4 separate regions of the Homo sapiens genome follow, and all the other regions are linked to region 1. Evidence: chromatin loops called from intact Hi-C (ENCODE). Cell type or tissue: endothelial cell of umbilical vein. All regions are shown on one strand. Region 1 overlaps LINC01924 (long intergenic non-protein coding RNA 1924). Region 2 overlaps LINC01924 (long intergenic non-protein coding RNA 1924). Region 3 has its middle 67 kb from the start of LINC01924. Region 4 overlaps LINC00305 (long intergenic non-protein coding RNA 305).

Region 1 (8,000 bases):
TGCATCTGCGCAGCTGCATATTATAAGTTTTTTGTTTGTTTTTCCTTTCTTTCCTGAGACAGAGTCACATTTTGTCACCCAGGCTGGAGTGCAGTGGCACGATCCCAGCTCACTGCAACCTCCGATTCCTAGGTTCAAGTGATTCTCCTGCCTCAGCCTCCTGAGTAGCTGGAACTACAGGCGCCTGCCACCACACCCGGCTAATTTTTATATTTTTAGTAAAGACGGAGTTTCACCATGGTGGCCAGGCTGGTATCTAACTCCTGGCCTCAAGTGATCTGCCCGCCTTGGCTTCCCATAGTGCTGGGATTATAGGCATGAGCCACTGTGTTCAGCATATTATGAACTGGTCTTCATTTTCAAAGATGATATCTTTGAGTGGGCTGGAAGAAACTGTCTGTAATTTCACTTCTGGCTTTCACATGCTACGTCCTCCAACCTACTACCAGCAGAAATGTCCTTGAGTTGTTTTTCCTATCAAGAAATTGTGCTGACCCAGACTGCTTCTGTCTCCAGATTTGTCCTGTGACACATGACAAACATTTACAAGGTAGAGATCATGACCAGGGGTGCAATGTGTGGCTTTCGAGTGGAATGAAGCTAATTGCCCTACACAAAAATAGATCAATGATCTTGTTAGCACAGCACTCTAAGCAAATGTTTTTATGCAACAGGTTCAAATTCTGTGTGCAAACACAGAGAGGTGCACACAAAGAGAGGTGCACACTGTAAAATGCAAGACTGGTGACATCCAAATCAATCTAAAACAAATCCAGTCCACTTTTCATGTGCTAGAACCACTAATTCTTTTAATCAAGGTAAAGTATCTTAATTAGCACAAATAAGCATTTCTATGGTAACAGATGCATATCAAACTCAATATTTGTATTTGTGACATTTCTTTACTTGGATGAAAACAGTAGTCCAGAGAGTTTATGTATGCGTATGAATGTGTGTGTGTGTGTGTGTGTGTGTGTGTGTGTGTGTGTTTAATTGAATGTGAATATTCAGCAGGTTTATTATTATCCATATAAATAATACCATTAAACAAGAAAGTCGTGTGAGAAATAATATTCTCTTAAAGGTGGATTTTTGACCTTCTAGTTCAGTAGCAAACAAATAAATGAGAGATAACCACATGTTCACTAATTTTATAATGCCCACCTTAGAGATGCAGCATGTTCTTCGATAAAGTTCAAAAATAACATTCCAATTTTCAAAAAGGCTGGCAAACATATTGCCTACTAAATCTCAATGGTCCAGCGGCTTCTCTGGCTCAGTAATCCAAACAACATGTCATTCCTAGAGGGCCAGAAATATTGCTATTTGAACACAAAACAATCTGGAAAAAGATGGCTTTCTGCTATGATATATAATAAACCACTGGAACTTTTGTTGACAATCTAAGGTATAAAGGAACTTTCACAATCCAGAATTAAATCTTACAGCACCTACAGATTCTTGTGAACCTGGGTTCTTTTTTTTAAAATTTGAGTCATAGACAGTTGTATGGACATAGTTACACAATCTTGAAGACATCTATTGTATTTATTTGTATGTATTTTATTTTATTGTATTGTATTTATATCTCCATGAATAAGTCAGACTTGCTCTATCCAAACTGATTTTCACAGTGCATTATGAGTTTTCCTTCATATTTAGGATATTATACATTCTAGTTGCACAGAATTCTATGTTACTTAATACATTTGCAGGCTTTTGAAACTATCTTTTGTTTCACATCATTTCTGTTTTGACTTGAATTAATTCGTAACCTTGAGGCTGTATTTCTGCTAGCTCATTTGGAAAAAAAAAAAAGCTGTCATCTAAGGGAGGTGAATTAAAGTAGGTTAAAGAGAGAGAGAACTTTTGTTAACTGAAGGCCCCAAGACAAGAAGCATGATCTGTTCTGTTAAATAATCTCTTTTCATAATAATTTTACCCTATTATTTCAATACTGACCCATCAGCCTTGTATGGGGCAAAGGAGGGTATTATTTTGCATGACCAATTAAGGGACTATCTAAAAATACATTTAGCACTGTCAAACTTTTTTTCTTTGCTTTCACTGAAATGTTGCATGACCTGACCTGCTGTCAGGGTAGAAAGCAAAATGCTGGCTTTACAGTTGCACTAAGTTTAGGGATGCAGCATTGGCTGATATGTAATATGGTGCCACCCAGACAGGACCACGCTATTTCACAGCATTCTGAGTCAATTGAGCCTCATGACAGCCACACTGTCACCTGGCCCAACTGAGAAAATTTTCTTTCTTCTATCCTACCTTCATGACATCCTAAATCTAGAAATAACAGGTCGCTTCATTTGTACTATATTATGAAATCTGTAGTATATTACTGAGAGTTCAGGGTGTGTGTGTGTGTGTGTGTGTGTGTGTGTGTGTAGACATGGTCATACACGTGTACTAAATATCAAAACTATTCAATTACTCAGAATTTTCATTTGTAGTTTGATTGTTATAGTTAAAATGCAACCATATGTGAAGTTTCAAGAGATGGTAATACCAATTACCTCAGGTTTGATTGTTTCAATAAGGTATAGCAAACACTTTGTCACACCTTACAATTTGATAAGCACCTTCCTATGCACTATCTCACATCCTCACACCAATGCAGTGAGCCAAAAATCCTACTTTCTTTAATGGCACAAGCTCAGAAACAGATATGAGCTGAAGCCCAGGCACAGAGGACTAGTCTAGTCTACACCACAGTTAACTTCCACAGGGCAGAAAAGTGTGTGCAGAAATGAGAAGTGGATAGGATTTATCTTTGTTTCTTTTTTTTTCATTTTCTGCCCACGATTTCTTCACAGTGCACTACTCAGTGATCTCTTGCTGCTTTGTAGGGTTCTCTCAGAGAAAAAAACGTAGGCATGAGGAACACAAACAAATGAGATTTTTAACACCCATTCACAGAAAATAACTTTAATAAGAAATATTTGGTAATTTTGCCATCTACGTGGGAGCCCCATAGAAACAGTATGTTGTTGATATGTTTAGAATTCTCCATAGGAAATGAGCCAGCATGAAAGTACGCGACAGGATATATGTTCAAGCAACATCTGTTCATTCCAAAGATGGAATTTCAGCTAAGGTTTCACTTACTCATCCATTTACATCATGTTTTACTGCTCTCATTGGCTGAGAGCTCTTCCTTGTTAGACTGAATTCCACTTAATTTGTTACCTCCATTTGTACCTGAGAATAAGAGATAATGTGCTCAAATTTCACAAGTATCTGTCAATTATATTGTACTCTTACTTTTTCCATCCAGGTTCTAAGATCCTGCCAATAAATTTTACAAAATTGACAGTTCTCATTCTGGCAGAGCATCTTATTGAGGCTAATAAACAATTATATATCACAATAATACTAAAGAACAGAAGCTTAATTAGTACGCGTGCTATTGACTATGCCCCATTTATTAAGTTGAAACTTGACATGGAATCATATTTATACAGTCAGAAAATCACTTGCATACTTTCCTATGGAGGCACGAGATGAATTTCAATAGTATTTATAAAATCTTTTGTGGGCCTCTCTGGAAGAGCTGTTTTGAGGATTAATTGTTGACTCTAATGTGCTTATGATAACACATAAATGCTAACAAGTGACTCAAACAGGCAGCATAGCCATAAAAATAATGACGAGTTGACATCCTTTAGCTCCACAGTTTAAGGACAGGAGAGTGTGTAACTTCAAAATCAATGAAATAAGAGATATAGATACTTGAAAATTAGAAGCTTTGTTGTTAGTGAAGAGATAACTGGGAAAGTAGTAGCTTTACATATGGCTAGGCAAGTGGCAGTAAAATGTATAGAAACAAAATGTCAGAACAAGGAGAGACCTAGAGGATTCCTATATAAATAACATTACTTTATGGAGAGGCCAAGTGTCTTAGGCAGAACCCACAGCAACTAAAAAACAGTCAATTCTTTTGACTTTTAGTTTAGTTCTCCTTCCAATAAAACACTGTATCACATCTGCCCCTAGACAAAGTATAAAAGGCACATTTTTCTTTGCTATTCTTTCTTGCTTAATTTCACCCTCAGCCCAAAACTCCCAGGCACCACATGTGCTCAAATGCTGACTTAGGGGCCTTTTGTTCATTTCCTCTTTCATCTCAGCTCTTCTCATTCTCAGATCCTCTTGTTCCCAGATCTCACTTTATACTGTACATGCATGTTTCCACCCCATCAAACTTTTTTCTGCCACCTTTAGTTGCCTTTTAGGTATTAACTAATTCATTATTCATCATTAATGGAAAAATCTGCATACTGAAGACATTTTTACTGGATGTTTGCATTTTAATCGATTTACTAACTCCAATAAATTGATTTCTTTGATGACAATGTAGTCCTTGAGATAGGTCAATAACATAGATGTCTTTGGCAAAAGAGTCACTTGGTGAGTCACCAAAAACGAATCTTGCAGCTGAAGGCTACTTGACTACTTCCTATATCCCTCCTAAAGGTGAACAAGATGAGATGAATAAAAAGGTCAGTTTTTCAGAAGGATGAACTGGAAATAGAGTGCCCCTATCAAATACAACACTTCATTCATGTAGAACATTTCAGAAGCATTGCAAACAGAACAAAATTAGACAATTTTGCTCTGCTTGGAATTTTCTATTTTGTTTAAATTTTCAAACTTATTGTCATAAATGTTTTACAGTGTTTTCTTACTATCTTCTTACTCTTTGTATATCTGTGGTTATGTGTCCCCATTTTCATTTCTAATATTTTCCTTTCAAGTTTTCCATTTTTTTAGTTTTAATAAAGTTTTATCAATGCTTATATTAATATTGGTTCAAATACCAAACTTTAACATAATAAGCTTTTTGAATTTTATTAATTTATTTTCTACCTTAATATTTAATGTCTTTTTATTTCCTTTGGATGTATTCCTTTATTTAGCCTTTGCCTCTGAAGGTAGATATTTATCTGCTTTATCTGACCTATTTAGTTTTCTAATATCAGTATCCTTAGCTTTTTTTCCCTCTAGGTTCTTCTTTAGCTTCATGCCACAATTTTGATATAATTTTTTATTATAAAGATATAAGCATTTTTTTATTTCCTGTTATTGCTTTTCCTTTGACCCTTAAGTTAAATATAATATTAAAATAGCAACTAAGCATGGCCAGTAGGGAAATTATATTACAGTAAATAGCATAACTCAATATATTACCCATTCTTTTCATCAGCATCATTGATGTTTTAAAATTGTTTGTTTATCCATCCCTTCATTCATTCATATTTCCCCTACGGAACTATTTTATAATGAGGTCAAGATGTCATTGGTTACCATTTGGAAGAACAACATAAACTGAAAGAAGTTGAAAAACTTTGAATCTTAAACAAACTGTTTAGGCCAAAGAAGAAATAAGGACAAATATGTAATGGCAGAGTCTCATGTTGGCACCATTTTGCATCAGACTTCTTGGATTACTGATATTTACTTCATCTCTTTGACATTGCAACAGTCTGGTAGTGTTCATGAGAAATTTAAAAGACCTTTTCTAGGTCAGTAGATTTATAGAACCAATGTGGAAACTCCTGTTAAATGCCAGACTTTTGGAAACTTAATCAATCTTTGCTGCAAATAGGTCCAAGTCCCTGAGTGCTAGCTCTAGGAATGTAGAAAAATATCCAAATCGTGCTTTAACTATAAAATTTTTTTGCTTGAAGGAAATTGAAACTTGAAACTACCCTTTGATATTGCCTGCCATGGAATTTAAATGTAAAATTAAAGCATGAGCAAATTGAGAGACACACAGAAAGAGAGAGAGAAAGAAATAGAGAGAGAGAGAGAGAGATCAACTTCCATTTGCTCTATTTTGTCCTTAGATTGAATCTCACTTATGCATTCACTGCTTCATTCAACAAGCAAAGAGTAAGTGCCCATTATCACAAGGTACTGTCTCAGGTATAGCAATGAGACAAGCAGGGAACCTGATCTCACAGAGCTTACCTTCTAGTGAGGGGGTGAGAAACAGTAAACAAATATAAAATGTAGTTGTAATTGTTATTTAAAAAAAAAATGTAGGGCAAGATAATTCAGTGTCTGGGAGCCTACTCTGGAATGGTGATCACAAAACCTCTCAAAGGTGAAAACATTTAAACTGAAGTGTGACTATTAAAAAGAATCAAACTAAGTAAACACTCTATGAAAAAATCATTTCAGAGGGGGAAACAGCATGGGCAAATTCCACAAGGGAGGAATGAGACTGATGTGTTAAGGACATTAAGAAGGCAAGCATACTTGGAATATAGTAAAAAGGAAGAATCATACAAGATAAAGTCTGAGAGAGAGTGTAGGCCAGGATCCCTTAGGGCCTCGTGGGCCATGGTGAAGAGTCTGAACTAAATCCAAGATGATGGGAAGCTGCAGAAAGATTTCAAGCAGGGGACTGCCATTTAATCACATCCTCCTCATTATTCCTGCAGGCCCAAGGGCTTTGAAGATGTTTGGTCTGTAAATTGCCAAAACACTATCAACCTATCTTTAGTTTGGTACTACATAAAGTTTGGCTCCCAAGGTATAATTTGTAAACTAAATGATATTATTCTTATACTGTGACCTGGGGAAAAGAAAATATTCAGTGTATCAATTTCAAGTGCCTGGATATAAGAAGAAAATCTAATGTACTCTAGCTAGAAAGATTACAGTGCATCTTGTAAATATTTCTCCAGTGTATAATTCCCTACTTGGATGAGTTTTTACCTTGAATCAAACTTTAGTCTATTCTAGCCAAAGGAAAATAGAATACAAATTATGAATTCTTTCAAAAATAAAGGAAAAATGATATTCTACAATAAATGCAGAAGCCTGTGCTCTATTATCGTTCTTGCATCCAGAGATCATTGTAGAATGACAGCTTTGCTAACAGGGCATTTCTGGGTAAGGCCATGGTCTGCTGAAATAGAGCTATTAGGAAAACAAATGATTCTCTTTAGCATCTTTGCACTAGCATATGTTTTATGCAGCTATATCATGCTGTAGCCTCCCATTGATATACAGTGATTCTTCTGAAGTGTTTTAAAGACAAAGCAGTGGCAGAAGTTATCATTCACTTGCAATATTAAAAACCAACTAGAGTCATAAAATATCATAGAAAATATCACCCACCCTGAATTCTCATTTACCAAGGGTCAATAACTGATATTTTGATGCATTTCCCCTTATTCATTAGATTCCTTTACCTGATTAAATGTATTCTGTCACTGTATTAAAATGCTTACCTTTCCACATGTCTATGAATTCTAATGTTTTAGATTATTCTTACTTAAAAAAGCAAATTAAGGCACCTGCATGCTCTTTAATAAAGGCAAAAATCATCTCTTAAACTCTATTAAGATTTACTCTAAAATGATTACATGAACATGCTATTTTTAAATAACAGAAAGAATTTAAATACTTTCACAATTGGGGAACTTTGGAGAAAGCAAGAGAGGGATGTTAGTTATGATAAAGGTCAGGGTTTATGAAATGGAACAGAAAGGAAAACCTAAATTAAAGCACACTAATTAGCTGTGAACAGCATACATTCTCTCTATTCACACCTCTAACCAAGGCAATGTTCCAGGCAGGCATAGGGATGGGGCAAGATGCTTATAGTGTTTAAGCCAAGTATGGTTTGCCTACACCTGAGAAGCTTCTCATGGGATATTAGCAACATTACTTGGGCGTGGCAGCTGTTTATATTTGAAAACACCTATAAAAAGAAGAACAGACAAAAGACAGACTTTCTGATTCAGAACTTTTCAAGATGGAGTCCAGGCATCTATCTTTAAGAACACACTAAAGCCATCTTTTTCTAGTCATATCTGAACTTATCCCTCCTTTTTCGAAACATGCTTGTCAAGCAGATTTTTGTTCTTTCTTCTACTCCAGATATTTTATTGTCATAAATGCTTTGCACTATGCCTAGAACACTCAGTTTTGGATTTCTTAAAATCCAAAATCTTTTTGGATTTTCTAAA
Region 2 (8,000 bases), 70 kb after region 1:
GAACAATGAGTTTGGAGACTTGACTTAGAGCTATATTTGCTTACCAAGCACAGTGTGTATTTATTCTGCATGTTTCTTTGGAGTAGCTACTGGGGATCCAACATAGACAGTGGTGGCAAGCACCTCTGGGCAGTTTTCATAATCCCTTGGTGATGCACCACTGATTAAGGTAAAGCAAACACCCTTTCAGCAGCTGGACTTGGGGAATTAGCTGCCCTCTCTTTCTTTCTCCTCCCCAAGCTTTTCTGGACTATTGATCAAATGCTTGTTCCTGTTACTCCTCTAACACAAATATTGGCAGCATTAACAAGGCAGAGAGGGTCATGTTCCCACACTCCCCCCATAGGCTTCTGTATTTCCTTCTTAGCCTCATTTTCAGCACTTTGGCTTCAAGAAACCAGCTCTTTGGAAGCACTCACGTCACCCCAACAAAATTCCATAGGGCACCCACAGAGACTCCATTCCAAACCACCAGAGAAACTGAATGGGTGGGTCTGAGCAGGCCAGTAGATGAATGAGGCTTTAGTCTTACATAAAACAAGCCCACTTGTGGGTTGTTTTGTCTTTCTGGGCAGACAGTACTAATATCCTCACCTTCCAGTGCATGGCCCCAAGCGCTCACCTTCTGGTGTTCTGTGCCAAGATCAGTTGCACAGTTCCAAGGGTTGCTCAAGCTACTGGGGTCGGGAACAGGGAATTAGAAAACTGAGACTGGGTGTGCACTTGCCTCAGAAAATAGAGTCAATAATATAGCTGTTAGATTCTGTTCTTTCTTCATGGGCAAAATATAGAATATCTATTAAGTAACAATAGGCGGTGCCTTAAAAAACATAGGGATTGAGGGCTGGGCGTGGTAGCTCACGCCTGTAATCCAAGCACTTTTGGAGGCCAAGGAGGGCTGATCACAAGATCAAGAGATCAAGACCATCCTGGCCAACATGGTGAAACCCCATCTCTACTAAAAATACAAAAATCAGCTGGGCATGGTGGCACACACCTGTAGTCCCAGCTACTCAGGAGGCTGAGGCAGGAGAATCGCTTGAATCCGAAGGCAGAGGTTGCAGTGAGCCAAGATCATGCCACTGCACTCCAGCCTGGGTGACAGAGCAAGACTTTGTCTCAGGAAAAAAAAAAAAAAAAAGATAGGGAATGGGACAGAGCATTTCCTGTGACCCTCTGATAACAATGAAGGGGCTGACTAGGAGTTTAGGAAGGACCACAGAAAATATGCAGTTGATGGCAGGTCACCTCCTAACTTCCTCACTCTTGTCGTTCCTGCCCTGTTCTCCTCTTCTGGGACTTTTTGTTACCACTTCCTCTTCATTCTTATTTTTTTCTCAACAGCCACTGTCCAGTTGTGACAGCAACCCTTTTGGAGACCTAACCCTGCTAGATATGAGCACTCTGGTCAACACTGCATGAGAGCAAGGTCCTGATTCCATTTCGATGGCTAAAGCTGTTTTTCTGTCTGGCTGAGATGAACCACTGACAAGTGGAAAGCACCGTGCAAATAATACTGACTTGGGGTTTAAGAGATTCCAGTTAAAAATCCTAGCTGCCACTTGCACACTGTTATCACTTTAACAATGCGCTTGAATTTTTTTGAAGGTTTTATGCATTTGCAAAATAAGGGCAATAATCCCAGTTTTAACTTGTTCTAAGAAGTATAATACTGCATATAACACTCCATGTATTATAAGGGCTCAGTCAATGACAGCTGCTATCATTATTTTAATATGATTCTAATCGCTCTCACATTACCTTCTGTTCTTTCTATTCTTCAACCCGTCACTACTATTGTCTGAAGGAAATGAAAAAAAAAAGTCAGCAACAAAATTCTCTTATTTATGCTTTAGAATAGCAAAATACACTATTCAAGAAGACTGATCAGAAAGATTTTCACTTTTGCCAGGAAAGACAAAGATTAAATTATTGGGGAATGAGATCTTTTCACTAACTTCCATAGTGAAAAAGAACTTCTCTGACCCCACCCCAGCCCCGACCCCTGAAAGCTGTTTTCTTCTCTCTTCTTTCAGGGAAAGAGACCACACTCCTTAATTTCCACAACATGCCAGGTGCTTTACTAGGGGCCATTCACACGATCTTCTCTCGTTCTCACAAAGATTCTCTGTCCCCCCTCAATCTTCCCCTTCCAGGTTTCCTTTCTAGGTAGAGCATGTTCTCAAATATATTTGCAACCCCTTTATGGAACCAAGTGCTATCGATACGTTTTTTTCCTTTCCCGTGAGTAAGCTTCAAATGTAAAAAGGAAAAGCTAAATGTGAAATGATTTGCAAATTTCCATCTTCATCACTATAAAACCATTTCCTTTCCCATTCACCTCCACCTTCAGGAAAATACATGATGTTCTGCTCTATTTTATTTAAAGTTAAATGACTGAAAAAAGAAATGTTAGAAAATATAGAGTTCTCTTTTGCTCTGGCACTATTTGTCTTGTCACTGTTTTATTTTTCATGTTGTTCATCAACAGAAATAAGAACCTCAAACATTAATAAAAATCCAAGCCCTGAATCTTTAATAGATACTCTAGCATTGCCCTAATTTTGAATAAGAGTCATGAAGGAAACATTAGACTCATAGACTCCTGTGTATGTGGACTTAGTGCTTAGATAACCAAAAAGAGAGTTTTATATTCAAGACTCAATTTTTGGAATGAAATGTCTGTCTCTAAAAGTCTTACTATGATGGTGTCTGGCCTAACTCCATCCTGTTTATTTTTAGCCTTCACAAGGACACTTGTTTGTATCAGAAGGTAATTAAACAATAATAAAAGGATAAAAATTATAAACACACCATTCTTTCCAGGAGTATCTGTTGCCCTGGAGAAGTGACATCAAGCCAGCCTCAATGCCCTCCAGGGGCTGATTCAGGAGGCTGAGGCATGCCCAACACAGAGGGACAAAGGAAAGTCTACTGGGCTTGAGTCTGAGCTTTTTTTTTTTTTTTTTTGGGGGGGGGGTGGTGATTTTCTTACAGATGGGATAATTCTGAATTTCTTGACATGTTTCATCACTTAAGATAGACTCAAAAGATATTCCTTTCTGTAGAAATTAAAGCCCCTGAGAGAGTAAAGGCAAATAAAATGTATACATTATTATTTATGCAGTTTTCACCAATGCAGGAAAGATTTTTTTCCTTATAATGAAATCAAATTCCTAAGAGGGACGGCATTTGCCATTGTTAAATGTGGAGGTGTCTCCTTTCTAAACATTCTTATTTGAGAAGTCCTTGGTGGGCTGTCTGCCTACTCCTAACCATTAAATTTGCTAATAGGGGAGAGATGGGATGATTCAGAAACTAGGAGATATGGCATGGTTTAAATCCACCCTAAGTTATTATAGAATGAAAAGTTTAATCATCTGACAACTGTTAAAAAGTCTAAAAAGAGCTAGTGGCTGCTTTCCAAGTAAAATATTAGTGAAAATATATCCAGAGAAATGTTGGTCTAATGGAATTTCTTAATATTGATACCAAATAGTTCCAGGCCAAGAATGAAAGTCCCTGATGATGGAATAATGGGCGCCTGTACATCTGATCCCAATGAGTGGTGCTGATCTCACAGCTAGCCCATGTCCGTCTTCTAACCACTTCAGATAAGAAAGAACAGATGGGTGCTGGTGCTGGTGTGGTGACAGAATTCTCAGCTGGCCCCATATGGTACTGGGATGAACTTCCCATTGGAGAATGAGAATCAGTGGATTCTCAGATGATTTCTAAATCCATGCTTGATTCTAAAGGCTTGGCCAGATGTCTCTAAAAACCTGGCTTCAGATGACCATGAACCCTGCAGTTCTCTTTGGTAGGTTTCCCATAGCTTTCTTGGGTTCTGAGCTGATGAAGAGCAGTGCACCTGCCACTGCAGCCTCCTCTATCCCTGGGGGAAAATGCCCAGTAGAGTATGTTGAAAGAGGTTTCCTCTTTGCAGATTGTTAGAATCTATGGTCTATGGAAAGTGATTTTCTGTTGTTTAAAAAGAATTCTCAAATTCTAGAAGATAGAGATGTTATATTGTACAGTTTTGAACATTCTTAATTCCTGCCAGCTTTTAGTAGAATGTTCTGAAAAAGCAGATGTTGGACATGAATCCACGCTATGCATACCTATTTAACCCAATATCCAAGTTTTGGCAAACTCCAGGGAAATTTACCAAAACCAACCTGAAGTGAAATTAAGTAATAATAATATGGAGAAGACAGATTGCTATTCTAGATAATTTGAGAAAACAAATGAACTCTCTCAAGAAAAATTACCGGTCTTCTGAAAATGTAAGAGAGCTATTGTTTACAGTGCAGACATGACTTGTACTTTCAGAACAATCACAGTATGGGATTTCATCACCTAAACATAAGTGAGGGGCCCCTTAAAGGGTTCATCATCAATGCCAAAATTATGAGCCAAACTTCATACTTCCCTCCAAATTGTACAATTTTTACCCCGGCATTATTTGAGAGGAGTATTAATGTTTCTGTTCTCTATATTGTCTGATTAGCTCCCAAAGTGGCTCCAACCAAACCATCAGTTTTAATCAAAGACTTTTGCTTTAAAACAAATAAGAGCTCCATCATTTTCACATCTGACACCAAGACAAGAGGAGACAAGAAGGGGTGGTGTGGCTGCACAGCAAATCATATGTCTTAAATGTTTTCTGTCCATGTAACAAGGAAAACAGAGCGTAAAATAGTCATGAGTCACTGATGATATAAAACCCGGAAACACCCATTTCCTAGGAAAAAAGAAGCAATGAATTGCACATTATCTTGAATGTCTTTTTTGTTCATCCGCATAGGAAAATGCTTTTGAATGTGCCATTGTCAGTGATTGGCAGAGAATAATTATATTGTTCCTGTATAGTTTTGAAAGATTAAAAGGTAGATTAAAAAATAATTTAAAGGTAATAGTGTACATAGCTATTTCTCTTCAATTTGTGTAAATAGTCAGTCACCAAAATGGAAAAAAGAAAAAAGCTCTCTTTGATAATACACACTGTTAGGCAGAGTGTCTGTCATTTCAGCATAATCAGATGAACTTTTGTTTGCAAATTATAAATTATTCAGAAAGCTTCTTATTACAGTTATGTGGTTGTTTACTGTGGGAGGGAGGGGGAGCTCACTTCATTTTCCTGATGTACTCTCTAAAAATGGAGACAAAAATAAAGCATTTGGCACATTTAGTGGGAGTGGCTGTTTCAAGCTAAATACAAAAGGAAGACAAATGCAATAATTGGGCTGCATTTATGAAACCAAAATATAATTGCACTCAGGGATTTTGCGGCTATTTCTTCACGTGTGACTGGCTGTATAACAGACTCTTATATAGTATGCCCATAGACTCCGCACTTGGAGGCAGGGTCATTGTTCTTACTGAAGGTCACAATTCAGATCTGACAAGAACAAGTCCAGTGTCCAAAAGCAAACTGCCACTTCGAGAAGCAATCAAGCAGCTTCCACAGGGCTGATTGCCTCCAACTCCACCTCCGGGCATTTAACAAAGTGGCAGCCAGGTCTTGATTAATCAGCAGAGGCACTAATGAACCAGCCTTGCCGGAGGTTTCCTGCTCTCTCTGATTCCTAACTGCCTCTTTAGTGAATGACTTGGGGCCTCAAGTGAGCCTTACACAGACAGCCCCATTTCTGCCTGGGCACAGACTTTTGATGACAGAGGAGAAAGTCCCGCTAACTGGTGCATTCATGTTGCTTGTTGTTGTTCAAAATACACCTCATATAAATATTTAATATGGGCAAGTGAAATGCAAGGAGATTGGCTAAGGATGTGTGCTGAGAACTTGACTCCTGAGTTTCATCGTAGAGTACTTCTGAGGGTCAGAAACACTCTACGTGCAGCTCCTAACACAGTCGAGGCACACAGCAGGCTCCCAGGACACACTACCGGGTGTTGCTTCCATTCGTAGTTAACTAGCTTTAGGAACCTGGCAAGGGAAAAGGGAAAATACGTCTGCGACTGGGCTCCCCAGAAGCACAGTCTGAGTTGAGCATTCAAGTGCAAGTCGTTTACGCCAGGAGGTAATTCCACAGAGCTCTGAGGAAGGAGCAGGGAAGGGAGACGGGGGAAAGAAGAACAACAACAAAGTTTGTAATATCAGCTAAATAGCCACTGTGGGCAACGGAAGCTCAATCCCACTGGAGAGCTCAAAGAACCGGTAAGGACAAGCATCTGGAAGTTACCCCAGGGCAGGATTACAGAGTGTTCATCTCCCAGCTCCTGTCAAGTCACTGGTTGAGAGCTGCCAGGGTGAAGGTAGTGGATCTACATCCTCGCTTGTTGACCTGCCATGTGCATGGGGCATGCAGGCATGAGAGCAAGGTCCCAGGCCAAGAGTCGCGAGTGCTGCGAGTTGGGTGGTTCCTGGAAATACGGCCAGGCACTCAAAGCATCTGCTTCAACCCCAAAACCAACGCAAGCTTGGGGTTCAAAAAACATATATCATCTCAATTTTCCTCTACCCTTTGGATTAATCTATTGGTTTGTAACCCCCCAAACACTCTCTGAGCGGTTGCTGAATCTGCAGCTCAAAAGTCTGAGTAGCAGGAACATGTTGCTTGAGATTTTTAAAATTTTCCATACATAAGCTGTAAAGCAGAATCATAACCCTTCAGTATGTGAGGTGTTACATGCCACTTGCTGAAAGTGCATGTTCCATGTCTCTAATGATGTTGGTGCTATAGACAGATTTTCTGGTACCAAAACCCTGGTCAAGTCTACACAAACAAATAGGTTATGAGAGCTGGGCCAGGACCTCTTAGTTTCTGCTTAGACCCAAGAGGGTCTGAACACATAGACAAATGTTCATGGTGGAGAGTCCTGAACCACTGACAGCCCTCCATGTTTGGCGGAACACATGCAACTCTCAACATGACTTCACTATGCAAATGAACACTTCAGATTTCAGTGAAAAAGAGCTTTCACAAATTCTCTGCCAGCATCCTGTTGCTCACCAATTATGTTCTTTTTTATTCAAGTAAATTATTTCTACTTAATTCTGTCAATGTTTCATAGGAAACTACAACTTACTGATTATAAACTAGTCATCCATATTATTTTCTACCGCATAAAACTTTACAATCTTGATCCTACATATTTAGTGTATCAACACTATGCATTGACATAAATAATGAAATGCACAGTGAATATCCAATCTACGAATGTTAGTCATCAGAACCAAAAGAAATTACAATAATCAGCAGCGCCCCTTGCTTCTCATTAATTATTGCCTTTGGAGTTTGAATTGGACTCAGTGCCTCTCACTTCCTGTTCTTAATTGTTGTTTAGAGATGCTGTGGGCGATTAAACAGCTCTTGCTTTTCATTCTAGAGGGGGCTAGATGTGGTGGCAGTTAAAATGTTAGGATCCCTTAAACAAATAGCTTCCTGTTTTGTGTCCCATCAGGATGCAAGTGCAAGTCTGAATCTATAAAGATCTTGGTGGTCGGTATCCTAGCTGCCTAATTGACTCTCTCTCTCCATATGCCGCAAGCAAATAATTAGAACAAACAAAATATGTAACGTTTCTACCTCCAAACCACCTGCTTCCTGAGCTTCCCCAAGTCTTTCTTGAGCAGTTGCATAAAAGAAACACTGAGAAATTGAGTGACTTCCAGGATGAAACATGTCAAAAAATTTCCTTCCACAAAGCTTAAAAGGAGAAATAAGGCTATTATCCAAACAATTCAGGCACCCCTTACCCCTGCCTAAAGTGTCCGTGTAAATTATTTGCCGAATGTGATCATTTTAAATTTCCCTTGCAGTTGTTTAGATAAAAGGTGGATTTATCCAAAACATTTATACCTTAAAGATTCTTCATTTCACATTCCAAATAGTTGAGGAGTAAAAATATAGTCATATATTTTGCAACTCCCCTAATCTTGATAGTCTGAAATCTCATCTGCCTCACTCACAAAAACTTCAGTCTTTTGCAACATTTTCTCTTCCCAAATGTCGCTGCAGATTCCCAGGGAGGGGACA
Region 3 (8,000 bases), 370 kb after region 1:
TTCTCTTTTGCAGGCATCCATGGATTTCTGATCATTACTGGACTTACCAATCTATATGTAACATAACCCCTGACATTCAACATGTTTAAAATTCAACTCATTATTCCTACCCACCTTAAAACCTCCTCAATTCTTAGTGTTCCCAAACGTAGTAGTACCACCCTATGCTCAGTCATTCGAGCCAGAATTATGAGACACATGCGCCATATATGTACTTTCAGGGGGTCTCTTTTGATTTAATCTAGCCAGCAACCCTCCAGCCAGTCCCATTTCTACTGCATGTGACTGTCTTAGTTGAATCCCTTGTAATTTCTCACCTAAAATATTGCAACTGCTCTTCCTGTTCTTACCTGTTCTCCCCTGTTCTCCACACGGCTACTAAAGTGATTATTTGGCAAGTCAAACCTAACTGGGTCAACACTCAGCTTTAACTTCTCCCCATTGCTTAGAGAATAAAGTGTAAGCTCCTTAGCAAGGCATACCCAGTCCTATTCATGGCCTCAGTCTGCCTATTCTTCTAGCATTGTTCCCTGTTCATTCTACAAAGTCGTTCTGTGCAAAGGCTCATTAAAGCATGTGCTTGTTCTCTCATGCAAGGAACTTTTGCTCTCCTATTCGCTTCATTTGCAAGTCTCCCTACCCTTGACTGTACAGTGAACTCCTACTCATACGCCACCTCAAAATGAGCATCATCCTCTCCTCTGTGAATGGACCACAAGGCATTTAGAAGCTCCCTTCACCCTGATGGATATTATGGTGTAGATATCCCTACATCACAGCAATCATTACATTGTTTTATAGCTATTAATATTTCTTCACATCCTTCATGATCTATGATCTTTGAAGGAAAGTGTATTTGTCTTTTATATCTTTGTATGAGAAGTAGTACCATACAGTGTAACATCTTTTGAGCCAAACACATCAGACATTGGCTGAATGTTCTGCAAATATATCTGAACGTTTGTATTAGAGATTTAATTTCTCTAGTCCTTTGTTTTTTAACTTAAAATGGAGGTAAAACAAAATGGAGAATGCTTGATACAGTACCAGGCACATAAAGGCTCTCAATAAATGATAGATGCTGTCATTAGTGGCATCACCATTACCATTATTATCATTATTATTATTACTAATGATTTCCACTGTTCTTCTCAAAGCCTGGTACTCCTCAGGTAATCATTAAGTGTTTTCTGAATAAATAATTTATAATTATTAAATATATATATATGATTACCTTAAATGGTTATCTTGTTGACATTGACTCAGTTATTTGCTATTGTTCCTCCAATAACTTCTAAAGTGATCTTTTCAAGTAGATATTTATTAAATATTTATTGACTGAATTTCTCAGTGATCTTTTGCTTCTGTGGACAAAGAAAGAATAATTATTTCATTTCTTTTTTTTGGGTATATATATATATATATATATATGCTTTATGTACTACCGTCATTTACAATTTTATAGAAAATAATGAATGTATAGAGTTTATATTTGGATTCAACTAAAATTTGCTTGCTATTTAAAAGACTGTCAATAGAAATTAAAGTTAGGGCTTTTGAAAATAAGCCTGATTTAATATACTTAAGCCTCATGACCAGTTTTTAAAACTCTTGAGAAACAACTTGGAAATATCATATATTATGCACAGCCTAAGATTAAAGCACCCATGTTTCTCTCTCGAACTCTTCTGGAATGTAAAGCATTCAAGATTTATTGATAAAAAAGTAAGTGGGGCCAGGTGTGGTGGCTCACATCTGTAATCCCAGTACTTTGGGAGACTGAGGAGGCTGGATCACTTGAGGTCAGGTGTTCGAGACCAACTGGCCAACATGGTGAAACCCCATCTCCACTAAAAATACAAAAACTTAGCTGGGTGTGGTGGTGCACAACTGTAATCCCAGTTACTTGGGAGATTGAGGCAGGAAAATCACTTAATCCCGGGAGGCAGAGGTTGCACTGAGCTGAGATTGCATCACTGCACTCCAACCTAGGTAACACAGTGAGACACCATCTCAAAAAAAAAAAAAAAAAAAAAAAAAAAAAAAGGAAGTGGCATGTTTGTAGATTTAGTTAATTAATGTTAATTAAGCAAAAGATTGTAAGAAACCCTAGTGTGGTAACATAGCTTTGCTTTTTGTAGATATCCTGATGTGACTATAATGCTGTCTAGGACGCTGGAGAAACATCCTCCAAGTCAACATCCTCCTGTGGTCCTGTTGGCACCCTCCAGTGATGCTGGGTAGCCAGTGTTGTGTTGGCACTTGGTATGGCTGCTCTGGGTAATGATGATGATGACTTCATATATGAGTGTCAATTGCCTCATACTCCATATTGTCAGACATTTTGCAAAATGTTCTTTGTTAAACACATTACAAATGCCTATTTTGACCACAGAGTTTCTGAGTAAAGCCAATCAAAAAACTACCAAAAGACTGCTAACTTCAACAAAACTATTACAAACTTCAATGGCTGGAAAGACATTGAGACCAACAGTTTCAATCCCACCCTTTCCAAGGGAAACTTTTAAAGCCTTCATATCCTTCTAACTCACGAGACATCATCCCAGTAATGGACAAGAGTTAGAAACACAAACTTGACTGACTGCCTTTCACCAGAAAGAATATTCAAAAATTAGAGGAATATGACTATCAAAAACATTTACAAAGTATATAGCTATTACTTGAAAGCTATATCTATATATTTTTTTTCCTTATTTTACTATACATAAGAAAAAGACCCTTTATCTCTGTGGCTACTTTCTGACATATTTCTCACCGAACTATAACCTAAAAGACTCCTGAAAAGGAGATTTTTGCATGTGGCAGTAACACCAGTCCTGTGACAGGGAAAGAGCAACCCAGGCTTCTATTCCCTTGTCAGTCATCAGACCACTGTCCATTTCCATACCACATGGCCCATACTCTCATCTTTTCACCAAAATGAGCAGCATTCATAATTTCTAAATTTCAAAGATGTATTTTGTGAACTTTTACTGGAGTTGAGTGCTTTAGAAATAAGGCAAAAGAGTGCTATCGTCAGGGAATTCATCTCACCCTATTGATAAAGCTCAGATCCCACCTGTAGTGGGGGTTCTTGAGTTTAAACCATGGTGAAAATGTGTACACTGCTGACCTCTGGTGGAGATTTTTATTTTACTCTTTTTTGGTTAACTTGTCTTTGTGAAACAAGGGAATTTTACACCAATTACCTTCATAATAGCAAACACAAAAAATATTTTTGAAGTCAATTTAAATACTGTGTGGGACCTGTCAGATGCACAGATGAAATTGGGACAGATAACCTATCAATTTGCTCGTTGCTTACCTGCTAGTCACTCATTAACTTAAAAGTACTTTTAGTGTCTCTTAACTCTGCTACAAAAAAGATTGGAAGATTGGATATTGATGTATGTCCAGTGTGGCCCATTTAAAACATCTGCCATAACCATTTAAAAGCTGTTAATTCATGTCCATTTACCTATCCACACGTCAATTACAGCTAGTGAAATGCATTTGTCAGTTTTTTTCCCCCTTCCCTTCATCTCTGAAACATTCTAACACAAAACTGTGCTTGCTGGAAAAATCTGGTGATTACTAAATTAATGTTTTATTTTTGTCTTAGCATGTCTTTTGGAAAAAACACAGTCCTGATTGTCATATTCTTCTTATGCTTAAGTGCAACAATTGGAACTCAAGAATAGCCCCATGCTTTGCAGGATATGAAAAATAGTTTGAAGTCCAAAGTTCCACCCTCCATATCTAATGATGATCAGTGACTCCGTTACAGAAAGTTTTCCCTCAGTAAACCCGGAGGAAGTGGGTACTTCTTATATTACAAAGATACAATGGCAATCTGTCTGCATGTGATTTTTTTAAAAAACATGGGACCTCTGGATTCTAATTTCTAAAGTTTGAGTAACTTTGGACAAGTCACTATCAGTCACTAAATGTCTGCAAATCTTAGCATAAGAGACACAAAGTTCTTGGAAGTAAAGAGAGGTATTGTGTAGACAGGGACTATCTCTCTGATATATGGCCAGAGACAAAAAATGATGAAAAGCCCAGCCCTGGGAAGGTCTGAGGGAAAAACCAAGCAGAAAGAACAATACAGAACAAGCTCATTTCTTGGAAGATCAGCAGGTTAGTGGGCCCCAGAATAGAGGGATGGAAATGATCAGATGGGACACTGAAGAAGTAAGCAGCTCAGACCACACAGTTCTTATAGACCATACAAAGAATTGGAATTTGATTCTAAGTTTAAAATGGGAGCCATTGGAAGGTTGGAAGCAGGAGAATCATGTGATTTGATTTCAGCTTTTAAATTTTCACTCTGGAGGCAGGGAAGCTGGTCAGGAGACTATTGCAGTAGGACAATATTGCAGAACATGAAAGTGGCTTGGTCTTAGCTGCCGTGGCATAATGAATAACCAAGTATGAGGTGCACAGTTAAAAACAAATTTGAAATGTGTTTTGAAATGAAATGTGTTTTGAATTAAGTTGCATGCTATGACAAATATTATCATTTAATTCTCATTTTTTAGATTACAGAAGCTTAGCATTTTTTTTTTTTTTTAGACGGAGTCTCGCTCTGTCACCCAAGCTGGAGTGCAGTGGTGTGATCTCGGGTCACTGCAACCTCTGTCTTCCAGGTTCAAGTGATTCTCCTGCCTCAGCCTCTCAAGTAGCTGAGACTACAGGTGCGAGCCCCCACACGCGGCTAATTTTTGTATTTTTATTAGAGACGGGGTTTCATCATGTTGGCCAGGCTGGTCTTGAACTCCTGACCTCAGGTGATCTGCTTGCCTCAGTCTCCCAAAGTGTTGGGATTACAGGCGTGAGCCACTGCACCCAGCCTGAAGCTTAGATATTAAGTGATTTGTCCAATGTCACACAACCATTTGGTTGCAGATTTAGAATACAAACCTAGTTGCCGTGGCTTCATATCTGTTATACCTGTTACTCTAGAATAACACTTAATAGCACCAACTTAACATTATTATGAGACCATGGGCCACTTTTAAGAGTTACAGAATTTTTGAGTTGGTAGGAACTTCAAAGATTATCTCCTTCCACACTCTCGCTTTACAGATAAGGAAACCAAGGGAAGTTTTGTATGTTTGTTTTTTGTTTTGTTTTTGTTTTTTCCAAGTTAACTGACTTTCTAAAGCTTGCTCAACAAGTAACGGACAGGGATGGCAACAAGTTCAAGTATCTTGATTCTTAGAGGGATGTTATTTCCACAACAGCATAGCAAGTCCATTATTTGGTGCTTTCTATGACAGGAAATAAAGACATATTTTGAAAGTATGGAGAGAATTTTGCCTACTTCACAGTTATATCCAAATTTATCTTGTTCTTCAAAATAATGGCATTTGCGGCAACCTGAATGGAATTGGAGACTATCATTCTAAGTGAAGTAACTCAGTAATGGAAATCCAAACATATGTTCTCACTCATAAGCAGATGCTAATCCATAAAGACGCAAAGACATAAAAATGATACAATGGGCTTTGGGGACTCGGGGGAAAGGGTGAGATGGGGGTAAGGGATAAAAGCCTACAAACTGGGTTACAGTGTATCCTGCTCGGGCGATGACTGCACCAAAATCTCACAAATTACCACTGAAGAACTTACTCATGTAACCAAACACCACCTGTTCCCCAAAAACCTATGGAAATAAATAATAAAATAAAATAAAATAAAATAAAATAGAGAAGTTGATTTGGCTCACAGAAAAAAATGGATATTTTACATGGTTTCTATGTATATAATTAGACATTTGTTCCTTAAAAAATAAAGATATTTAAGACACTAAAACAAATAAATAAATTTATCTGGTTCTTTATTAAATATCTATTGAACATCTATTTTCGGGCACTATAATAGATTATAAAGATTTCAAAATTAATGTTATAGCCCTCTAGGAGATTGTAATCAAGTGGGAAAGACAAAAATAATGCAAAAATATATTTCAATATAACATGGTAAAAGCCAAAACACAGAAATAAAGATAGTCATGAAAACACAGAGAATGGAGCGATAACTAATCGTATCTAGAAGAGTGAGGAAAGATCCAAAAGTGAAATTTTTTCCAAACCTTGGCCAATAAGCTAGGTGATGATTGGCTTTGATTTTACCCCACGAGTAATGGATGCTAGGCAGACAAGAATGAGATTTTCCCTCTTCTTGATATTTTCAAGATATAAAAAAGGGAGAAAGTATTTCCCAAAAATTAAGGAAGTAGAAGAACTGAGCTTGTCCGTGAAGGCTCTCCTCTCTGATCATATTGGAAGAAGGTCATAACAACATTCTCAGGTTATGTGATGGTAGCTCATTCTAAATCTTTATCAAAAAATGCATTACATTTGTGGTTCGCATCTCCAAAGCTGTGTCATTTCACAGCCGCTACATGCTTTCATGCTATGCATGGAAAAGAAACTCAAGGGTATCCATGGAGCAGTGCTACTATTACTGTTTGGTTTCTTTTCTCCATCTACCTCCTCTCCCAGGATAAGCTCACCCTCCTCTCATTACTCCAACCACTATCTACATGGCTAAATCTCAAATTCATGTCTTCAGGCTAGACCTACCAGAGCAAGAAGGACAATTTCCATGTGGATGGTGTTGAGGGATGTCTCTTTTTCTTGATTGCAATTTACAAAGCAGATATCCAGAGCTGGTTCAGAAGAAAAACCTAGCGGCTGAGTCAGAATGTTCAAAATTAAGAGATTAGATCAAAATAACAAAAAAAAAGTACTAAATGTAAAATAAAGAGCACTGATGACCTCTGCTTTGTGGATCCCATTATACCACATACAGTCTTCTAATATAACACCAGCCATATTTTACTGGGTTTTCTATTTCACATATGTCTCTTTCTTGTTAGAAAATTAGCTCATTAAGAGGAAGGAATATCTCTTGCTCATTTTACATTTCTGGTGCTTAGACCAGGGCCTGGTACAGAAGCACTCAACAACAACAAAAAAACTACATGAATGAGTAAATAAATTAAAAACCATCCTGAGGTATTTGGGGCCTTCATGGTATCTATTACATCTTAGCAGAATAATAGAATCTCTGAAGCATAGCAAGAGAGGGTTGTTAAAGCCCTCCAGGTGTAACCCCACTCATCAAACAACCCTCTTCTTATCTGTGTCATCTGAAGACTTAGGGTGATAGAAGACTCACTGTCTTCTAAGGCCATTTACTAATCTTTGAAAGGCTTAAATGAGAAAGTTGTTTGTTTTAACAAGCTGACAACTCTGGCTTCCTCCCATACATTCTAGCTGCATCCTTAGGGCTTTCAGTGAGTAAATACAATCCCTCAGAAGATGCTTTGCTATCGATTTGAGAGCCTTGTCTAGGCCATATTTGATTTCAGACTGAACTTGTTACAAGCTTTAAGTCTTTTCATTCACAAATCCTAATAAAAGATTATTAAAAAACCAATTGAAATTGCTCAGCACAGCAATATCGAAGTGATGGGTTCTTTCTTGAGGTCTTACCTTCTTTTAATCAAGAAGAAAGAAAAGAACTATAGACTGTTGACAGTAACCATGTGTTATCTACTTTCCGCACACTTCTTTTCTTCATCTAATTTAATTCTTCTAATCAAATCATGGTATTATCATTTTCCCTTTACAGGGAAGCTAATAGGCATTGTTTAAAAGCCAACTGTTCCTGGTTCAAAGATATAATGACCTACATTTGATGTTATGTTGACTCAACTGAAGGACTGTCATAAATTAATGTATGAATTTTAAAACTAAATACATTCTTTAAATTGCAGAGAAATTACCTCCCTCTAGGTAGGTACCATAGATTTTGGAATTAAAGGAATCATGGCTTTATTTCCTGGCTTTACTTCTTCATAGCTAGGTAACCTAAAGCAGGCCTCGTAACTTCTCTGGGATTCAGTGTTCTAATTTGTGAAATTATAGTAGTAACATAGACTATGTAAGGCTAAAGTGAGGATAAAATGGAATCACATATGTCAAGGT
Region 4 (8,000 bases), 310 kb after region 1:
TAAATGAGGATACAAACACACTCTATTGCAAACAGAAGAGTCATGACACTCTTCACCAGCAGCCTTCCATGGGACATTCATTCATGGCTCTCCCTCTCAAAAAGCCCTGAATCTGAACATAGCAGGCAACTGCCTCATGTGACAAAACAGGAAGCCATATATGGACACACAGGTGCACGAGTCTCTCAAGTGCTGATTTTCAAATGCTGTAAATCCCAGGAGAAATACACAGCTATAACTGCATAGGAGGCAATTTGCCAGAGAAAAAAAGAGAACATTTATTTTTGATTTCAAGTAAAAAGAGAAAATCAATTCATTCAAAGACTTTATGAGTCATTTCAGTTATTTGCACTCACTTGCCTAGGGATGTGGGTAAAAGTAGGGTAAATTGGGCTTCCACAAATAACCAGTGAAGAAGATGGACTGATTTCACAATCCTGGCCCTGACTGCTTCGAGTTGTACTGGGAAGCCCCTTGAGGAAAAGAAAGGCCCAGCACCGGGACAGTCCTGAGGTTGTGGTGAACACACAAGCCCTCCTGTGACGTTCTTTCTTCATACTTTCAAGAAGTTTCATGTAGCGGAGAGCTCCAATTGACTTTTTGTGTATTTAATTAAATGAAATATGATGCTTGAGTAGCTTTGAGGGGGTGTTAAAGAATCACACAGAGCAAACTACTTTGGTCTACAGCTAATTACTTTATCTGTTACACGAGGCTTTTTATAAGGCAAAAGAATCCTGTCATAACAACCATCTCCCCTGAAGAAAAAAAAAACAATATTTAATGGAAAACTTAAACTTCTTGGAGTTAGCCAGCCAGCTTTCTTGTAAAAATAATTGGATATTAAGTCTTTCTTTAAAAATATATGTGCTATGTCGAAGTAGGGTTGCATTATAAATAGAGACTGCTACTAATTCAGTTGCAAACTGTAACTAGCTTTCACTTTATATTAATGCCCAGGGCAACACGGAACACCTTACAGCTTTGCACAACTTTGAACTTATTTGTGTTCCGAAAAGCTGTATGTATGTTAACAAGGAACCTGAGAACACACCATTTTTTGTGCCGTTTGACTGGCAGACTTTGCCATGTAGAACATATCAAGTATTCAGGAAAGGGCAACTCACAACTTGAAGGATGTAAACATTACAAAATCCACCATCTGCAATGAGAAACGAGGATCCCAGTACCTAATAAAACCAAGGGGCTGGATTTTATTCTCCCTGATGGTCAAAACCAACTGTTTGCACTCAGTTCCGAGTTCTTACCATTACACGTTAAATCCTCTGTGAAATCCTACTACAGGAAAAAGACAAGGTAAACTAAATGAATTCAGGTGACCAGCTAGCAAAAAAGATTTTTATTTTCAGGAGTGAGATCATTTCAAAGCTTAAGACCAACTATATCACTGTCGGTGCCTCTTCCATCTCTGGGTCCAACCCTGCCTCAGCAGCACCTTGCATCTTAACCACTGAAACCTGTACTTAGTTCTCAGCAGGTTTTAAACATCTGCTGACCTCTCTGATTCCCCTATGAGGCTATGAGTTTCTACGATTGTGCCTCATTCATCTTTTCACCCATCACCACCTCACAAGATCAGTGATTAATAAATAGGGCTTTTAAATAAATGTTTAAAATCACAAATTTAGAGAGTACACATGTATGAAATGTGACCATATTTAGGGACCATAGAATACACAGACAAAACATTAAAACAATGTTTCCAGGTATATAGCATTTAATATATTATTATAAGGAATATCTGCTTTTTAAATTACAATATTTGCACCTCTTCAGACAGTAAAAGTAAATGAATGATTGGTGATAAGAAGGAGAAGGTCAACAGGAATAGAGACAGGATATCTTCTCCTCTTACTGATTTGAATAATATCCCTCTATATCCTCTCTGCTCAAACACCCCACTTTCCTTCTATTCATGGGATGACTGAGGTTCCTTCTCCCTCAGGTCTTTCTCCTTCCTTACATTGTATGAAACTTCAATGCTCCTTGTCACTTGGCTTAGTGCCTTGACCCTACCCAATATTTTTGTCAAATTTAAGCCAACCGCACACATAACTTCAGAAAGAGGCTTGGGGTCATCTAAACCAGGCTGGGTGCAAATAGAGGACACGTCTAAGGCTGTTCAGGTCCAGGCTTTAGATGAGCACTGATTCACACAGAAGAATGGGGGACTTTTACACTCCCAGGGTTACTCACTTTCATTGTGTTTTGCAGCATTCACTGAAAACAACAATTTATTTTCTTTTTTCACTTGCAGGATGGAAATTATCTGGTTCCACCCCTGGATATGATCAACCTTCATAGACTGTGCATTATACATGGTGAGTAACCATTTCAAATTCTTTCTTTAAAGTTACAAACCTAAGAAAAAAATTAACCCTATTTATAGAGTTTCTCATAATTTGTTTCCCAAATTAGAATGTTACTTATGAGTACATGAACTCACTTCAAATTTTCTACTTCTGTTTCAAGATGTAAAGCCACTAATTGAATGTGGAACTGGTGTGTGATCCATGCCAATTAAAAAAGAATTATCCTCCTTATTGTTGCATTCTGCACTCTAGGTTACACTTCTAACTGCCATGATTTTTATAATAACAGAACTCACTCCTGGGTCTTCATTTTCTGCCGTACCTATAAACACGGTCAGGTTTATGAATCGCTTACGAAGGCACTAGGAACTGAAATACTAGTTTTTAAAATCTGAATATTGACATAGAAAAAGGCTTCAGATTAGATGGATAGTTTCAACTTTTATATTTCTAGTATTATCTTTAATGGACAATGTTGGTCAGAGAACTTTGCCTCTGTACCTTTATTCAATAATACGTAATAAATCTTTAATTTTGTTGTTGGTTAGTTGTTGCCACCTTGCTCTCCACTCTCCTGTCCCTTATCTCAGTAGCCATCTCTGCGACCTGCAAAGATGAAAAGGGAAAGCAGGAGATGGAAACTGGTCAGCAGCCTTCTGGTTTATCAGCCACACTTACAAAGGTCAAATGTGCAAAGCGTCAGAAGACAGTGGTTAGAGTGAGATTCTACATGCTCTCAATGAAGAATAAAGGTAAGTTCAATATTTCATGAAACAAAAAGTTTTTTAAGTTATTATAAAGGAATGTTTCCATGGCTACTTTTTTATTAGTATTCAATATGAGGACTTGAAATAATATTACTTCTGATAATAGAGTGCTTAAAATTTTACTTTTTTTGCAATCTAAAAGCTCCCTCTTCTGACCACGCGGAGTAGTTCTTTATAGGCTCTTTTTAAGAATGTTCTTTATATTTTTTCTTTATTTTATATATATTCTACTTTAAAAACTTTCATAAGTCTTAATAATAAGAACAAGCAAATCTGAAATTATATAAAAGACACCTTGTGCTCAAACCTTGGACTGGAAACATAGCAATTACAAGTTTTACATTATTGTTTCCCTCCAAAGTTACAGTAAGTTGTATTTCTAAGACAATAAGAATCCATTGTCTTGAGTAGTAATTATAAGCTGCTTTTTGTGGCAAATATTGTGTTACTGAATCACCAGTGGTGGGGCAGACTCTTTGGTTTTTACAAAATAACATAATTGTATATAATATAAATCAAATACAGAAAATCTTGAAAATATACAAATAGATTTAATTCACAGCAATTAATTCAGCTATTAGCATCTTTAAAAATACATCTTTCATGGCTGCATAATATTCTACGATAAACACATATTACAACTTTCTTAAATAATCACATATGGATAGTTATATCCAGTTATAATGATGGAAATATCATTACACTAACATAACTTTATAAAGTCCCTTCCAGAAGCATTATGCAAACTTACAATTCTGTAGACTGTACATGAGTTCTCACCATGTCCTCCAGAATTCTTAGCATTTTAAATATTTACTAAATTTATTAATTTTTAAAATGCTATTTAAAAATTAAAGTTTTATTATAGTTATATAAAAATATTATTCCTCTAGTTATTTTGGCCATTATTATTATTATTGTACTTCTCTGTAAACTAACTTTGTGTTCATTAAACATTTTTCTAAGAAAGCATTCAAGATTTACTTGGGAATTTCAGTAGTTCCTCATATGTTCATTAAATATTTTATTATTGTGTTCTTTAACTTACTACGTTTTGTAATACAAAGAAGATTTTAATATGTCATATAGTCAAATCCACATTCCTGAATGGAAATATTTATTCCCATATTATATTCATTAATTTTTGGTATGATTGTTTATAGTTGGTGGTGTAATTCATCTAGAATTAACTTTGTTGTATACTGTAAAGATACAAATAGCATTACATTTTCCTGATAGTTAACGCTCGACATTTAATAAATAATTCATATTTATTCAATGGATTTTAATACCAACAGGATTATACACTATAAACTTCTGTATATGTACCTATTTCTGGTTTTACTATTTTCATTTATTGATTTCTCTATCTAGTCAGCTATGTTAAGCATTTTAACAGTCTAGTTAAGTCACTTTTTATTATCCCTGTTTTTCAAAATATTTTTGCTGTTTCGGACATTGATAATTTTACATTTTAGAACCATTTTGCCAAGTTTTTAAAAACTTCTAAGATTTTTAAGATTTTTGTTGGAATTGCATTAAATTTGGGAAAAACTAATATGCATACAATCCTGAGTCTTTGTATCTAAGAGTAAAGACTAAATCTTCATTTCTTCATATCACTTTATCAAGTTTTATGTTATTATGCATAAAGATTCTTATGTATATAGGCACTTGCTTCTTAAGTCTATTTGAGTCATCTTATATTATCTATGAACTCTATCCTTAATAAACTCTTTTAAGTAGCATATAGGAAAGTTTTATTCATTTTTTAATATTTTTTTTTATCAGGACCATTACAGAACTCTGTGAGAATTCTTCTAGCATTTTTCCCATTTTATTGTTGAAATTCCAAATGTTCATGGGGAAAATTGAAATTTTTGTTTCTTTTCATAACATTTCCCATGTTTCATAAATTTTTCCAGATACTCATTGATCTCTTTTATATGAAGCTTGTGTATTTCTTCAGCTCATAAAATTCCTTATTTCATATCTTCAAATAGTTCCATTTGTTTTAGTCTTTTATTCAGAAACATTGATTATGTATATATCGAAACTCCAAATGTATTCTATCTGCTATTTCTCTCTGATCTGTTTCTTTTCTCCACCCACTTTCTTTGTGTTCTGTTAGGATCCTCAGGTGAGTTTTCTAGCCAGTAAGTAAAAATTCTGCAGTGTTGGTTCTGTTCTTTAATGATGAAATGCAGTTGTAAATTCCAAAATTGCATTTTTAATTTTCTTAAATTATTTCACTTCTTTTAGATTCCTTTTGGTGTGTTTTTAGTTTTCAGATAGCTCCTGTTTCACCTTAGTCTCATAGGATTCCATGTCATCTTTCACTTCTTCTATCAAAAAAAAAATCTCCTCTTGTCTTATATTTTAGTGAGATCATAAAGCAGGTATTGCCCAAATATAATTTATCTTCTGCAATAAATCTCTTCAAAACTAGCTCCTTTCCTGGATGTTGAGTACTATGTCCCTCTCCTTATTTTGAGCTGCAAAATCTTTTCACAGGCCTCCTGTTGGCTGTTTTCTATTTACACATCCTTGAGAGAGGAGAGGTCTCTCCTAGCCTCATGCTTGCCTGTAAATAGAGTAGGAGGATTGTCCCTGTGTCTCCTCACTATCCATCTGCTTGCTGTTAGAAATCGCCTCTCAAATTTTAAGCTCAAAAGGGGTATTTTTTGTCATCCTTGCTGTTTTAATTTAAAATTGCTTTGCCCTTTTAGTAAAGCCAGCAGCCTAAAAGAAATGGGGAAGAATCATAACCATGATCAGTCAAGGCTAATTCTGTTCAGTCTCTTCTCTGTATGGCTCAGAGGTCAGTTTTCTGTATCCAAATTTGTTTGTCCTGGTCTCTATGACAGGTACACAGATTGAGGCTTCTTGGGAGTCTTGCTTGCCCAGAAAGAAATTCTTTTATTTTATTTTATTATTTATTTATTTATTTATTTATTTATTTTTTGAGATGAAGTCTTGCTCTGTCCCTTAGGCTGGAGTACAGTGCAGCTCACTGCAAGCTCCACCTCCTGGATTCAAGCGATTCTCCTGCCTCAGCCTCCCAAGTAGCTGGGATTACAGGCACCTGCCAACACACCTGGTTTATTTTTGTATTTTTAGTAGAGATGGGGTTTTGGCATGTTGCCCAGGGTGGTCTTAAACTCCTGACTTCAGGTGATCTGCCCCCCTCAGCCTCCCAAAGTGCTGGGATTACAGGTGTGAGCTTGGCCCAGGAAGAAATTCTGCTTTACCAAGGGAAGGCTCACTGCTTAGGGGGATGCCTGGCTCACCACCAGCTCTCTGCCTGGTTCAGCCATGCTGGAAGCTCCAGACATCCTGGAGGATCTTCCCTGGGCTGATCCTTACTCTCCAGCAGCAGAAGTGCTTCTGAGGGTGTTGTGCTCTCTGCCCACAGTCGACCCTCACCCCTCCCTTCACCACTCCAAATAAGGGAATATCCATGGGGTGCTGCCAGGACTTGCTTTCCTTAATTTCCATGTTTGTATCATCTTTTCAGAAGGGGACCTTGTGAAACAGTCTTCAGTGTTTTCCTTCAATTGTCCTCCAATTGCTCTCTTCCAGCAGAAATTATTTGCACTTTCTCTCAGATGATTGACTCTTTTCCCTAGTTTTTAGTAATAACGTTCTTTTAGTTTGCTATCATTTTGGCCATTTCACAGGAGATCTAGGAGGAGACAAATGAAATGCCTGGACTCCATCAAGTTTCATCTTACCAAAATGCCATTCATTCAACTCTTCTCCCACAGACCCCAGGTATAGCAAGGGATTTGCATTCCCCGATCCAGAATCCCTTCAGCGGAAAACTATTTCCCTTTTTTTCGCAACTGATGGTACTTTTCTATTTCTCATATTTTGTGTGCACTTCTTTCCAATTAAACTGTAAGTTCTTTGAGTAAAGGTGGGGTGACCAATGCCTCCTGGTTTTCCTAGAACCTCTCATGTTTTGAAACTGAAAATCTCCTGTACCAGAAATCTTATAAACAGGGATGGGTGGCTATGCTGCTCAAGGTCAACATATGCTCTATCTTTAAGCCCCTTCCCAGCTCTCATCATTTAAAACTCTCTTGCCTATAGCAGAAGTTGATGACACATATATTAAATGAGTCACTTTTCCCCATGGCTACAACCCCTGTGACTACAAGAACATATTGACAGGGTAGGATTGGCTGGGTACAGTGGCTCATGCCTGTGATCCCAGCACTTTGGGAGGCCAAGGTAGGTGGATCATTTGAGGTCAGGAATTCGAGACCAACCTGGCCAACATGGTGAAACACCATCTCTATAAAAACACAAAAATTAGCCGGGCTTGGTGGTACACACCTGTAATGCCAGCTACTGGGGAGGCTGAGGCAGGAGAATTGCTTGAACCCAGGAGGTAGAGCTTGCAGTGAGCCAAGATCGCACCACTGTACTCCAGCCTGGTGACAGAGCGAGACTCCATCTCAAAAAAATAAATAAAATAAAAATAAAAATAGGTTAGGATTAGCCTACAACTGCTAACCAGAGCAGCTAAGTGAACTAACTGGCTGTCAGGTATATTCATGTGGGGAAGTTGTGAACTTTTTGTAATAAAGTAGCCTGGTTGATTATCTCTAGATACTTATACATTTTTAAAAAGTCCTCATCGCTGGAGTGGTTTCAGGCATAATTGCTAAGAGTAAAGTATGGGTGGAATGATTCCTTTAAGGCTAATATTTTTATAGACTCGCTATGACACCATTCAGTGGACATGCAAAATATATTTTCCGAAAGCATTGGTGCCTCGGGCTGTCCTCCACAGCCATTTAAAACATTATAATGAATTGCTTACTGGATGTGTGATAATACACTAAATGTGCTTTGAGATATGTTCTCTGTCCTAAAGAAGATTTTGTTCAGA

What was found. A loop is a pair of places that touch in the nucleus more often than their neighbours do. Peaks named below come from ENCODE experiments on the same cell type or tissue, not always from the same donor. Only the 100,000 strongest peaks of a DNase experiment are listed, where the experiment ranks them.
Region 2: a loop joins it to region 1, with 7 times the contacts of the local background. A loop is called at or near these places in 2 of 110 quality-filtered maps.
Region 3: it touches region 1 in a loop (10-fold over the local background); 11 of 110 quality-filtered maps call a loop at or near these places.
Region 4: it touches region 1 in a loop (4-fold over the local background); 14 of 110 quality-filtered maps call a loop at or near these places.

The regions. Positions count from the first base shown.
Region 1 is chr18:64,400,423-64,408,422 of GRCh38, reverse strand. LINC01924 (long intergenic non-protein coding RNA 1924) reads right to left here. Exons shown (of 10, transcript NR_033881.1): 6 at 1,165-1,302. Among named protein-coding and RNA genes, the nearest start is that of LINC01538, 140 kb to the right of the region's middle. In endothelial cell of umbilical vein, no CTCF peak of the experiment used is centred here; a DNase peak (open chromatin) is centred at 3,072; H3K27ac peaks cover 1,769 bases.
Region 2 is chr18:64,330,503-64,338,502 of GRCh38, reverse strand. All of the region lies in intron 5 of LINC01924 (long intergenic non-protein coding RNA 1924), which reads right to left. Among named protein-coding and RNA genes, the nearest start is that of LINC01538, 74 kb to the right of the region's middle. In endothelial cell of umbilical vein, no CTCF peak of the experiment used is centred here; a DNase peak (open chromatin) is centred at 4,722; H3K27ac peaks cover 1,248 bases.
Region 3 is chr18:64,033,131-64,041,130 of GRCh38, reverse strand. No RefSeq gene overlaps it. Among named protein-coding and RNA genes, the nearest start is that of LINC01924, 67 kb to the left of the region's middle. In endothelial cell of umbilical vein, CTCF peaks have their summits at 2,926 and 3,139 (motif pointing left); a DNase peak (open chromatin) is centred at 3,140.
Region 4 is chr18:64,092,919-64,100,918 of GRCh38, reverse strand. LINC00305 (long intergenic non-protein coding RNA 305) reads left to right here. Exons shown (of 7, transcript NR_190189.1): 5 at 2,279-2,342; 6 at 2,924-3,085. Among named protein-coding and RNA genes, the nearest start is that of LINC01924, 7.2 kb to the left of the region's middle. In endothelial cell of umbilical vein, no CTCF peak of the experiment used is centred here; no DNase peak of the experiment used is centred here.